Regions from separate parts of the Homo sapiens genome. Here region 2 is linked to region 1. A link is a contact called in ENCODE Hi-C or POLR2A ChIA-PET data. All regions are on one chromosome and are shown on one strand. The core of a region is the stretch at or near the end of the contact, and the rest is flanking DNA. Distances in the headings are between cores, read along the strand shown. Region 1 holds the start of MAPK8IP1 (mitogen-activated protein kinase 8 interacting protein 1). Region 2 overlaps PHF21A (PHD finger protein 21A).

Region 1 (6,305 bases), core at 1,978-4,477:
CTTTTGGCCCCAGCCCTGTCCCTCACTGTCCTCTGTCCTTGGACCAGAACCCTGGGGTCAGACCCATCTCCTGTAGCTGTCCATCACACTGACAGGCTTCTTCCTGAGATATCCTCAGGTTTTCTCAGCCAGAGAGCTGCCTTTAGAGTCCAACTGTTGTACGTATGTCACCTTCACTAGAAATGTCCCATCATCGTGGGAGGGGAGCAGGGCACAGGGGATGGTGTGCATTCAGAGCATTGGGTTGGGGGCTTCCCTGTTCCCTCAGCCCCAGTCGAGAGGAAAGAGAATCGGGCCACTGCCAGAAAGAGAGTCAAGCAAACCTGGAAGGGCAAATCTGAGAGTGGGAAGGCCAAAGGCCGAGGCCCAGATTTAGTATTCACTAGCAGCGCCTTCGGGTAGCAGGATGATTCCTTTTCCTGCCTGTCTGCTGCTGGCTCTCTTCCCTAAGGTACAGGTTGGCAGGACCACCTCCGCCTACTTCTCCACCATCCCTAGCATGTCAGCCCGTTCCCAGATCAACCTGCCAGTGGAGTCAGGCAGTGCACTCCTGGAGCCAAGAGGGAAGGGCAGGGTAGAGAGGGTATGTCCAGTAGCCTGGAGCTCCATGGTGGCTTCATGCCTCCCTTCTCCCAGCTCAGGTGGCCCTGAGGGCTCCCTCGGAACAGTGCCTCAAATCCTGACCCAAGGGCCAGCATGGGGAAGAGATGGTTGCAGGCAAAATGCACTTTATAGAGATTTTCTATTGCTGGGAAGGTGTGTTTCTCCCACAATTTGTTTGTGAATATTCACTTGTTTTATAAATGTCTGACCTGTCTTGAGTAAGTTTGTGCTGTCGTCAATCTTGTGGGAGGCCTGGGAACCAGGGTTTTGGTAAGCCTGAGCCTGAATGAAGCTGTCGGCCACCCCATCTTGGTTCTGTGGGAGTCAGGAGCCTCCTATTCCTCCTTAGGAAGGGGGAGCAGCCAGAGCAGACTGGAGCAGCTTGGTCAAGAGTTGGTCCAGAGCTTGGTCAAGAGTTGGGGGTCAATTGGCCAAAATAGTACAGAGCACTCTGGCCCAGAGTGAGGGTCCTAAGTGCCATCCTGCAGTGCCACCCAGCCTTGCAGCCCACTTAAACCCCCTCCCAGGCTGGGGGTCAGTCAGTGCAGGGCCTGCTCCACGCCCTCAATCCATCCTTTAATTCAATGCAGCCACTTAAGCTGCAGCCTGTGGTGAGGAGGGGATGCAGGCTCTCTGGCTGTGACTAGGTGGTTGAGATCTGCCCACAGCCAAGCCTAGGGCGCCTGGATGCTGGCTTTGTCTCCTGGCCAGAGAATGGCCCCTCTCTGTGCAGTGTGCCCTGCTTCCATGCTAGGGGATGCTAGCCTTGGACTGAAAGCTTTATTAGCTCACACCCCAACTTTCTGGGAAGGGGCCCAGGCAAGGCCCAAGAATATCACAGTCTGGCCTGCACAGAGTGAAGAAGGAGAAAAGGGGAGGAACCTGCCTTGGGAACTTGTCTCATTCTTGGCTCTGCTCTGAAGCTCCTGCTGGCCTCCCTCATACCAAGACCTGGGCCTGCCTTTCCTTCTTGCCCTTCTGGCTTCTCTCTAATAATGGCTTTGGGTTGGTCTTTGGAGCTAAGATAACTTTGCTCTTGAGCAAAAGGTTCTGGAAGAGGGAGTTGTCCTTTACATCCACCCCTGACCTGCTAAGGATGTTCCCTAGCTGAGGCAGGTCTACATTCTAAGGAACGATTAGTAGCCATGATGGCAAGACTGCTTTCCTGAGAGGAAAAGCCAGGCACCATGGCAGCAGATGATTACCGTGAGGGCCCAGTGAAAGGGGCCTGATCACGAAAGCTGAGAAAGTAGTGGCCACCCCTCTGGGCCCCAGGGACAGGGAAAAGAGAAGCAGCCATGACCTTTGGCTCTAGGTATTGGGATATTCTCAGGGCTGGTGGTCGGAGGTTGCCTTCTGCACGGAAGGTGCCTCCAGCTCCTTGCTAGGTGCCGCACTGAAGGAAAGGGGCCAGCATGACTGGTCGGCAGTCCAGATTTGCAAATAGGACTCCACGAGTTGTGGCACAGTTTGCTCTGCACGTTTTCTGCCCTGTGGACAGGGTCTCTAGGGTTCTCTCGAGAGACCAGAGAAGCCAATGAGGTTTGACCAGAGGCTCTACGACCCAGCAAAGCTAAGGCCCTAGCCTTGGCAGTCCGTACTCTGAAATAACTCAATCGGGAAACTCAGGGACTTGAAGGCCTGGAAGCCCAGGAATAACACCCTCTCGAGGGAGAGACAATGAGGAAGAAGCCATGGCCAAAGCCTAGCAGGGATGGAGGTGCCAGAGGGAACAGAAACAACCAAAATGATCCCAAGAAGTCAACAGTGGGAGGAGAGGGAAAGGCGCCAAGTCTTAGAATGTGTGTCTGTGGGTGCAGAAGAGGGGTGCTCTGCAGGAAATGCAGTTGAGGCGCTAAGAAGGAGAATGCTGGGAAGGTCCTGGCGAGAGACCGAGAAGCCTGGAGGGCTCAATTCACCACGAGTAGCTGTTTGGGGCTGAAGAGAGATTTGGGTCAATCTTTAGAGAAGACAGCCTCTAGGGAGAGTCTTTGGGAGGGTCCCCTCAAGGTAAAGGGACAGGACTGGGGTGAGGGCTGGATCCCAGCGCAGGAGGTGGAGTGTTTCTGGGTCTCAGGCAACACATTTGTGTTACGTTACATTCTCACAACAACCATGAGAGGGACTGCTATTGTCCCATTTCACAGATAAGAAGACCAAACCTTAGTGCTCTGAAGTCACTAATGCAAGGCCCCACTGCCCAGTCACTTGTGGAGCCAGTGAATTCACACCACCTGACTCCAAACCTGTACACTTTAAGAGCCCACTGACATCCTCTCCTTTCTCTGCCTTCCTCCACGACCCTCCTTTTCCGCCTGCCTTCTTGGTCTCTGCTGCGGGGGGCCAACCTGGACCTTGGGGTCCAGTGTCCTGCCATTAGTCATCTGATACCCGGGCACTAAGCCCAACCGGAGGGACAAAGCCCACACCGGCCACGGGGTGGAGGAGAGTCGATGTCGGATTTAGGGCGGGGCTGAACCAAGCCCAGGGCCGCGGGGGCCGTGGCTTCAGCACCGCGGAGAGCGCCATCTCCGGGGGCGGGGCTGGCGGGGTGGGGGCGGGGCCTGGGCGGGGCGCGCGAGACCCCGGCCGGGTCCCGGGGGCGCGCGCGGGGCGCTCTCGCCAGTCCCGCGGGCCGTGCGCGGTGCTGTGCCGCGCCCTGCCAGACACAGGTGCGCCCGCCTAGCCCGAACTCCGCGGCGGCGGCTGCCCTCTCGCCGCGCCTCCGCCTCCTTCGCAGCCGCCGCCTCCTCCGCGCCGCGCTCCGCCCGGATGGCCAGGGCTGTGCCCGAGAATGGCGGAGCGAGAAAGCGGCGGCCTGGGAGGGGGGGCCGCGTCCCCGCCCGCCGCCTCCCCGTTCCTGGGGCTGCACATCGCTTCGCCTCCCAATTTCAGGTGAGAGTCCCCGGCCGCCGCGCGCCTCGCCCTTCAGCGGGGACTGATCCGCATTGGCTGCCCTGCCCGCCCCCCACCCCAGAACCTCGGGAACCCGGGAACGAAAGGGCTGCGTGGGAGTGGGGTCTCTTCCCGGGACAGAGCCCCCCTCAGAAGCCCCGCCAGCCTCAAGTCCGGACTGGTAGCCGTTGCATGTTCACGAGGCTGTTCCCTCCGCCATTCCTGGTCCTAGGCTGGGAGGTCTGCGCTGGAATTGGAGGAGGGGGCTCGGAGGCCTCCTTCTCCCCAACCTCCGGGCTGCGGCAGGGTCTGGGGTCGGGGTTGCGATCCCGGAGCGGGCAGGCAGGCTGCATCTTAGCCTGTGAATAGAGCTGGGAACAGCCTGGAGGGGCGCGGGTCGCAGTTTCCTGGGGCAACGACATTGTTGGTGCTGGGAGGAGGATGTTTGAGCCCCTCCCCGAGCCCTGCCTGGCCAGATGGGCCTACCTGCCAGGCCTGGCGTGGCCGGGCCCCTCTCTGGATTGGGCAGCACCGACCTAGGCAGGTGTGTCTCTCAGGGCAGGCGCTGAAGGCTCAGCCTCAACCAGGGGAATCCTAGGCCCGGCTGCGGGAAGGGAAGTCGGCTCGGCTCTGGAGTAGCCAGGGCCAGCGAGGGTGTCGAGGGGATCCCTGCTGGGGTAAATACCCAGAACCCTGACCTGAGCTCCTATTCCACCACCCCCACCCCCCAATCTGGTGTTAGGCCCGATGCATTTCAGAGAAGTGAGGGGTGAGTGTTGTGTGGAGGAGGAATAGATGTACCTCCCCCATAATTCTGAACCCTAGTTGGTGGGGAGGAAGAGGCCGAAGTCACTGCTCCCGGCCTAGAGAGGGAGGCTTAGACATACCCCATTGTTTCCCCATCTCGAGAACTGGCGCCTTCCCCTCTCCTGGGGCACCACCCCAGCCAGGCTCCAGCTGGGCTGTGGTGCCAGCCCCTCCTGGGAGCAAGGGGTCACTGGCTCCCAGGTCCTCAGGTGGGCAGAGACCCCTGGGGATCTCTAATAGCATCATCAAACTCAGAAACCTTCCCTGAGGCCCTGAGCTGAGCTGGAAGGACCAGAGGGGGCCAGATGGAGGAGGCCAGGCCTGAAGGCTCCAGGGCTGCAGCTCTCTGATAATGCCTTAGACTGAGGTCTGAGACTCCACCTGGCATGGTGCATGAGGCCTCCATGCAAATACTGCCTCCCCACCTGGAGGCCTCTGCAGTGGAAGCACATGGGGCTTAGAGGGACCTGGGTTCAAATCCTAGCTCCACTACTTTCTAACTGCATGACCCAGGCAGGTTTTTGTCCTCTCTGGGTGCCATCTGTTAAGTGGGCTAATTAATATTGATTCTTGCCTGGAAAGGAGAAAAAGCACATCAGGTCAGTGTTCAACAAGTGTCAGCCCCCACACTAGCAGACAACACTACGGCTCGCTGCTGTCCAGAGTGTCTTCCCAAGGCCCCTCCTTTAACCCTCATAACTGCCCCAAGAGAGGGTAGTGACCTGCCCATTTTATAGATGAGGTGATTGAGATTAACAAAGGCAGGGTGGCTCATCTGGAGACTACAAAAGAGTCAGAGACTAAGGCTACACTGGGACCCAGGTCTGTGCGTGTTTAGTCCACTCTACGTCCCAGCCCTGCCTCTGGCCCAGTGGGCAGCTTTTCTTCCTCGACCTGCTTCCCCAGGTGTCATAGATGCTTTAATGAGAGGAGCTGAGGAAGCAGACACCAGCCAGTGAATGTGTGGCCAGCTCTGCGGCATGTGGGACAAGGGTGGCAGTAGGCCACGAGGCTGAGGTGTGGGCCAGCACTCCAGAACATGGTGGCCTGGCTGCGGAGACAAGGCCAGTGCGTGGGAATAATAAGCGTCAGTGTCTCAGGCCCTGCCGGCCTGCCCCGCTGCTCCCAAAGCCCCCGCTGCCCTTTCTCCTGGCCCGCCTCTCACTGTGCTTGGCCAGGCTCCACTTAACCCTGGGTGGGTAGATAGTGCTTTCTTGTGGCTCTTTGGTGGAGTCATAGATCCAACTGGCCTGGGTTTGAATCCTGGCTGGCCCTTCTTACCTGTGTGCCCTGACACTGGGCACTTAAGCCCTCTGAGCCTCTGAGATGCCAGCACTGGCCCCTGCTCAGGATGGTCCTAAGAATCAGATGAGATAACACGTGTTGAGTGTTTCAAGGGCTGAGGAGAGCCGCCTGTAGGCAGGGCTGTGTGTGTGCACACACACACAGGCGCCTTGACCCCCAGTGCCACTGTCAGCTCCCAGAAAATAAAGGGGGTCTGTACCCAAACTTTGGTATCCCCATTGCTCAGCACGGGATAGTTACTCAATAACAGTGGTAAGCGCTGACATTTGGAAGGCACTCAGTTCGCCCAGGCACCATTCTAAGAGTTTCCTATGTGCAAGAGTATTTACTCCTCCCAATAACTGTATCAACAGAGCGTTGTTATTATCCACACTTGCATGAAGAAACTGAGGCAGAGGGAGGTTAGGTAAGTGGCAGAGCTTGTAAGTGGCAGGCAGTCTGATGTCAGAGCCACCCCAAAAAGAAAGAGCCCTAGAGTATTGGAAGAGCATGTGCGGAGGGGGCGAGCATGTGGACCTGACCTGAAGGGGTGGGAGCATTCGTTTGTTTGTGGTAGGTTAAATACGTGTTAATTTTTGTTCTGATTATAGCTCCAGCTGTTTATAGTGGTTGGTTACCTTTGGGTATGGTATGGGGTGAGGGATTTTTACTTCTTATTTTACATACTTTTTTTTTTTGAGACAGAGTCTCACTCT
Region 2 (6,029 bases), core at 490-2,989, 79 kb after region 1:
GGCTGAGGCAGGAGAATTGTTTGAATCCGGGAGGTGGAGGTTGCAGTGAGCTGAGATCCCACCATTGCACTCCAGCTTGGGTGACAAGAGTAAAACTCTGTGTCAAAAAAAAAAAAAAAAAAGAAAAGAAAAAAAAATCTGTAAGAATATAATCTAAACTGTTAATAGTAATTAACTCCTGGGGGTAAAATTATGATAAAAGTTTACTCTCTCTTTAGATTACGGGGAAAAGCACCTTCTACAATTTATATTTTTGTAATGTTTGAATCTGTTTTAAAAATGAACTTGTACTATCTTTGTAATCAGAAAAGAAATGTAAAAATAAAATGAAACCAAAACAATTTGTCTCCTAAAAATATCTTTATCAAAAAAAGAGGTAAAGAGAAATAATATTTAATAACCTAAAATAGTGTTGTGAAACGAGGTTCTGTGGAACACTGAGGCTCCTCAGAGGTTCTTTGAGAGCCAGTGCAAAACAACAGGTCCCCACCCAAACTCCTAAGCTTGAGCATCTGACTCTCAGTAGTTTAATACCAAAGTTCTGCTGTCAATAAGTTTGAAATTTTCTGTGTTAAAATATGTGTAAATAATTTATTTCTGGGCTGGGCGTGGTGGCTCATGCCTGTAATCCCACCACTTTGGGAGGCTGAGGCAGGCAGGTCACTTGAGGTTGGGAGTTTGAGATCAGCTGACCAACATGGAGAAACCCCGTCTCTACTAAAAATACAAAATTAGCCAGGCATGGTGGCTGACGCCTGTAATCCCAGCTACTCAGGAGGCTGAGGCAAGGAGAATCACTTGAACCTGGGAGGCGGAGGTTGCAGTGAGCTGAGATCGTGCCATTGCACTCCAGCCTGGGCAACAAGAGTGAAACTCCATCTCAAAATAATAATAATAATAATAATAATAATAATAATAATTTATTTCTGAATGTTTCTCAAAGCACTTCCTGGGGTTTGAATAGGTTCCCCAGGAATTGAGATGTGTTCTTGTGTTTCCTAAGCACAGATTTTGATAACTAGCTTCTTGAATGCAAGGTCTGCCGCATTTGTGAGCTGCCTGGGTTTAAGGTCTAGTACCCTATGCATAGGTTCCTCTGCTCAAGAAGACTAAGGCAGCAGGCAGCATCTGAACAGCCTCTCTGAATCATGGTCCATCCAGAAGCAGAAGATTCAGGATCACCACAGACTATTTTCAGATAAATGAGAAGTCAAGACTGAACAATTAGAAATAGGTCGATGACTTTTTAAAGCAACTTTCTTGAGAGAGAATGCTTTTCTTTGCCAAATTCTTCTTTCTCATCACTAGTCGTTTTTCAAATAGGATACGGTGACTGCCTATAAATCCTTCTTGTTTTCAGAGGTCTTTCTGCTACAGAACCTTCAAGTATTTTTGCAGGTTACTTGTATGTCTCTAGCCTCGTTTTTTAAGATAAAATCTGACTTCAGGAAATATAAATGAAATGTTTCAATATTTGAGCTAAAATATCTGCATCCTCTAAAGTTAAAGAATGCTTTTTGGAAATTTTAATTTTTTTTGTTTGGCTCCCCATTATCTGTAACAATCAAAGAAAAGTCTTTGAAATGAAATCCCTTTCCCTGTTTTGTTTATTCTTCCTGACTTTCACAGTCCTACCTTCATCTGGATTCTTATTGGGCCGAAACTAACATGGCGTTTTCTGTTTACTACCTCATCTGTGCTTACTGACGGAGGGCAGCAGAGCCTGTCTGTGAATTTCCACATCAGAACCACCAGGGGGAGCTCACTCACACAGGAATCCCAGCCCATCTACGAGGGGATGGTGGGAAAAGCAAACCAACTTTCTTCAGTAAGAATGACCCTTCTGCACGTGGATGAATTATCGCACATAAGCGACAGCTTACTGACAATGGTGGTGAGATGAAGAGCCCTTGAGAAAATGTATTTAGAGAAAGCCCAGCAGCCATATGCCTCAACGACAAGGCTACTGCCCAGAGCAGGTACATACTCTGCCTGTACCTGTTTTTCAAGACTTGGCTTGCTAAGCTGTACAGTTTGAGGTCCAGCGAGTCTGGTCCCTGGAGTAGCTATCACAATGCTGGTGAGCTGGGCCATGGGGAACGTTTTGGCTATGGTTGCAGTCTGCCCATTGACGACACGGACGGGGTGGATGGAATTCTGGGATGTGGGAAGGGTTGTGGGGGTGAACTTGGTCAGCATGACGGGCCTCTGGATAAGCTGAGGAGCTGCGAGCATGGGAGGTGGTGCTGGGGCAATAGGAATGTTATTCTGGGCCACAGGCTTGGGTCGAACCTATAGGGGAAAGAGAGAATAATTATTGTATTACTTAAGCTGCTCAAGTCCTATAAAAGCAAATCTTCCACACTCTATGTATGAAATGGTGTTTAATACACTTATTAATGTTCATTTTGGTACATTAATTCTATAGACCTCAGGGCATATAATCTTATACAAGACTCATCAGCTCTTGAGGTCCAAACCTCACCCTAGAACATAGCTTTTGATTCTAAACCCTGAGCTCCCTCTTCTATACCATGCCACCTCTTCTAGCTGAGGTCAAAGGCCTAATCCAGAGACTGGTCCCACCCAGAACTTGTGCACAGTATAGTCATAATGTTGCCAATAGCCTTAACTCGCATTTGAAATTTCTTCATATCCACAGCTTCAGTGCACCCCCATTTCTGGCCCTCTAACTCCCTGTTCTTGGCCACTCCTCCTCTCAGTCTCCTTTGTGGGCTTACTCTTCCTCTGCCTCATCCTAAATGTGAGTATTTCTTAGGATTTTTTTCCCTGGCACCCCTTTTCTTCCCAATGTTCTCATTATTCCTAGGAGCTTTTGCCCATCTCATGGCTTCAATTACCATCTATGTACTGAAGACTCACACTTTTACCTCAGAACCTGAGACACTTCCTGAACTTCAGAATTATACAATACTTGAATATCTCAAAAGTTCAAAATCAACATGTCTAAGACTCATCAATTTCTTCTTCCAATCTTCTCTTCCTCCGATAATTGCCTCAGTAAGTACCCTTTTCTTGACAAATTTTGGAATCACTCTTGATGATTCCTACCCCACCCTCTACTCTCTAAATACTTCTAATATCTGTCTACTTCTATCCTCACTCCACTATCTACTATCCTAGCTTATGTTTGGCTCACTAAAAACAGTGAAAAAAAGTTACAGTTAAAAACATGAGGTCAGCCTTGCTTGGGTTCAAATCCTAGTTCTACCACTCACTAGCTGTGTAACCTGAGGTAACATACCTGATTTTTAATAGCCAGTTTTTGTTTTTTTGTTTGTTGTTGTTGTTTTTGTTGTTTGAGATGGAGTCTCGCTCTGTTGCCAGGCTGGAGTGCAGTGGCGCGACCTCGGCTCACAGCAGCCTCCGCCTCCCAGGTTCAAGTGATTCTCCTGCCCCAGCCTCCTGAGTAGCTGGGGCTACAGGCACATGCCAGCACGCCCAGCTAATTTTGTATTTTTAGTACGGACAGGGTTTCACCATGTTGGCCAGGATGGTATCAATCTTCTGACCTCGGGATCCACCCGCCTTGGCCTCCCAGAGTGCTGGGATTACAGATGTGAGCCACTGCACCCAGCCATAAGCCAGTATTTTTCAAACTTTTAAAACTGTGACCCTGTGGGCAAAACGCTTTCCCCTTATGCATGAAGCTTGACCTTCAATTAACTCTTTAGCTCTGCTCTCCTGGAAATAAGAATGTCAACTATATTACCAGGCAACACTGCTTATGATAAAAATGACCCTTTCCTGGCCGGGCACAGTGGCTCACACCTGTAATCCCAACAATTCGGGAGGCTGAGGCTGGTGGATCACTTGAGGCCAGGAGTTTGAGACCGGCCTGGCCAACACAGTGAAACCCATCTCTACTAAAAATACGAACATTAGCCAGGCATGGTGGCACACACTTGTAATCCCAGCTACTTGAGAGGCTGAGACATAAGGATTGCTTGAACCTGGGACGTGGAGGTTGCAGTGAGCTGAGATAGTGCCACTGCACTCCAGCCTGGGTGATAGAGTGAGACCCTGTCTTAAAAAAAAAAAAAAAAATCCCTTATTGCTAAATCAAATCTGGATGGGCTTGAGGGGACCCCATGATTTGGGCTTCCCTAAGTGGGGTGACTCTCATAACTTGGGCACATCCATTGTGGGGACCTTGAAGCCATGCCTATGTAGTTTTTATAAGATACATTGGCTCCTGTGGGCATAAGGCTTCTATGCCAAGGTGGCTTTCCCACTGTCTTAGATAAGGAGCTTATTTCCTTACACCTGAGCTATCCTTGGACAGCTGTAGGGACTGCTGTATGGACTCATTGAAGACAAATGTCTGATGCTATCTTGCTCACAAGCTGTGGTTTCTGTCCTGTATCATTCCAAGTAGACTGGTGCCAAGTGTGGCCCATGAAAGTCTTGTCGGTATGAATGTCTGACTGAACTTAAAACGACCCTGTGGTGGGTGCTACTGACTTAACAGTAAGAAATATATTTTACTCTGTAATCAGCATGTGCCTATAGACATGTATCTCTAAAACAAAAACTTTCTGAAATAGAGAACACAGTATGTGCTATGTACTCTTAATAGTTCATATTCTATTCTATTCATTTTATTTAAACACTCTGGTTACAATCCACTAAACTGCTTTCACAACAAGTGGGTCATGATCCACTGTTTGAAAAACATGGACTAAACCTTAGATTCCTTACCCTAAAAAGAGTAATACCTATTTGCATAGGGTTGTTGTAACAATTAAAATGGATACTCCATGTAAAGTGCCTAGCATAGTACCTAGTATGTAGCAAGATTCTCTCAACATTGGTTATTACCATTATTGACAATGTCTTAACTGTTCTTCCTGCCCACAGTCTTGACCATCCCCAATTTATTCTCTGCACAGAGGCAAGAAGGAATTTTCTAAAACATAAATCTGACCACATCAAGTGCTTGCTTGAAAATGCTTTAATGAATGCCTGCTGCTCCTAGGATAAGGCCCAGGTTCTTGCATAGCCTACAAGGTTCCACCAGCTCTGGCCCTAGTGGACTTCTCCAACCTCAACTCTAACTAACTCTAGCCTGCATGAGCCACATGGCCCTCTGTGCTCAGCCACAGCAAACCTCCTTTGGTTCTTTAAACTTAACACATTTCTCCACCCTGGAACTACATACATGTTCTGTCCTCTGCCTGGGACATTTTTATTCTTCTTTCAAAGTTTTATCAGGCTAACTCAGCTAGGATTTTAGGTCAGACTGAATGTCAACTCATCAAAGAAAGCTTGAAGAAACCTTCTCTAATACTCTTAAAAATAGGCAGGCAGGCCGGGCGCGGTGGCTCAGGCCTGTAAACCCAGCACTTTGGGAGGCCGAGGCAGGTGGATCACCCTGAGGTCAGGAGTTTGAGACATTCCTGACCAACATGACAAAACCCCGTCTCTACTAAAAATACAAAAATTAGCCGGGCGTGGTGGCACATGCATGTAATCCCCAACTACTTGGAAGGCTGAGGAAGGAGAATCGCTTGAACCTGGTGGGTGGAGATTGCAGTGAGCCTAGATCGTGCCACTGCACTCCAGCCTGTGCGATGGGAGCGAAACTCCATTGCAAAAAAAAAAAAAAAAAAAAAAAAAATAGGCAGGTATCCCTCCCATGTGCTCTCAGACTACCCTCTGAGGTATTTACTAGGGATTTATCTGATAAACAAATGATATCATCTTATCTCATATTAGCACTGCCCATCCTTCTCCCCAGAGGCTATTTGGAAATCATTTACACTACTGACCACAAAACTCCTTCTTCTTCTCCCTTTGTCTGAAAACTAGGGCCTCAGATAGGAACTCTCAGCCTTCCTACCAAGGAAGTCAACACTCCTCAAGGTCCAGAATGGGGAAATCTTGACATTTTGCACTGGGAATGGTGAAAGTTAGCCTAATTGCTGGAAGAACACTCTCAGGAGAGTATGGTCATGCAGAGCTGCTCGGGCCTAGGGAGAAAGTCCTCTGTACAGACCCCTAGCCTA

What was found. A loop is a pair of places that touch in the nucleus more often than their neighbours do. ChIA-PET counts read pairs that join two places held with the same protein, here RNA polymerase II (POLR2A). Pooled maps may share reads with other maps.
Region 2: a pooled map shows a loop between it and region 1 (2.3-fold over the local background). The contact joins the enhancer-like site here to the promoter of MAPK8IP1 in region 1. A Hi-C loop is called at or near these places in 3 of 168 maps with a recorded cell type or tissue (A673, dorsolateral prefrontal cortex and mammary epithelial cell), 1 of 37 single-sample maps with no recorded cell type and 12 of 50 pooled maps. POLR2A ChIA-PET finds 5 or more read pairs at or near these places in 1 of 52 experiments (BJ).

The regions. Positions count from the first base shown.
Region 1 is chr11:45,882,424-45,888,728 of GRCh38, forward strand. It overlaps MAPK8IP1 (mitogen-activated protein kinase 8 interacting protein 1), which reads left to right and starts at 3,228. Exons shown (of 12, transcript NM_005456.4): 1 at 3,228-3,498. The coding sequence starts at 3,398. It overlaps CRY2 (cryptochrome circadian regulator 2), which reads left to right. Exons shown (of 12, transcript NM_021117.5): 12 at 1-821. RefSeq lists a silencer at 3,090-3,489.
Region 2 is chr11:45,963,317-45,969,345 of GRCh38, forward strand. PHF21A (PHD finger protein 21A) reads right to left here. Exons shown (of 19, transcript NM_001352027.3): 10 at 1,999-2,292. Among named protein-coding and RNA genes, the nearest start is that of LARGE2, 44 kb to the left of the region's middle. RefSeq lists a silencer at 2,004-2,201. Within about 2 kb of position 1,740, at least 5 of the 41 ENCODE cell types and tissues checked have a DNase peak (open chromatin) inside an H3K27ac peak, as active enhancers do.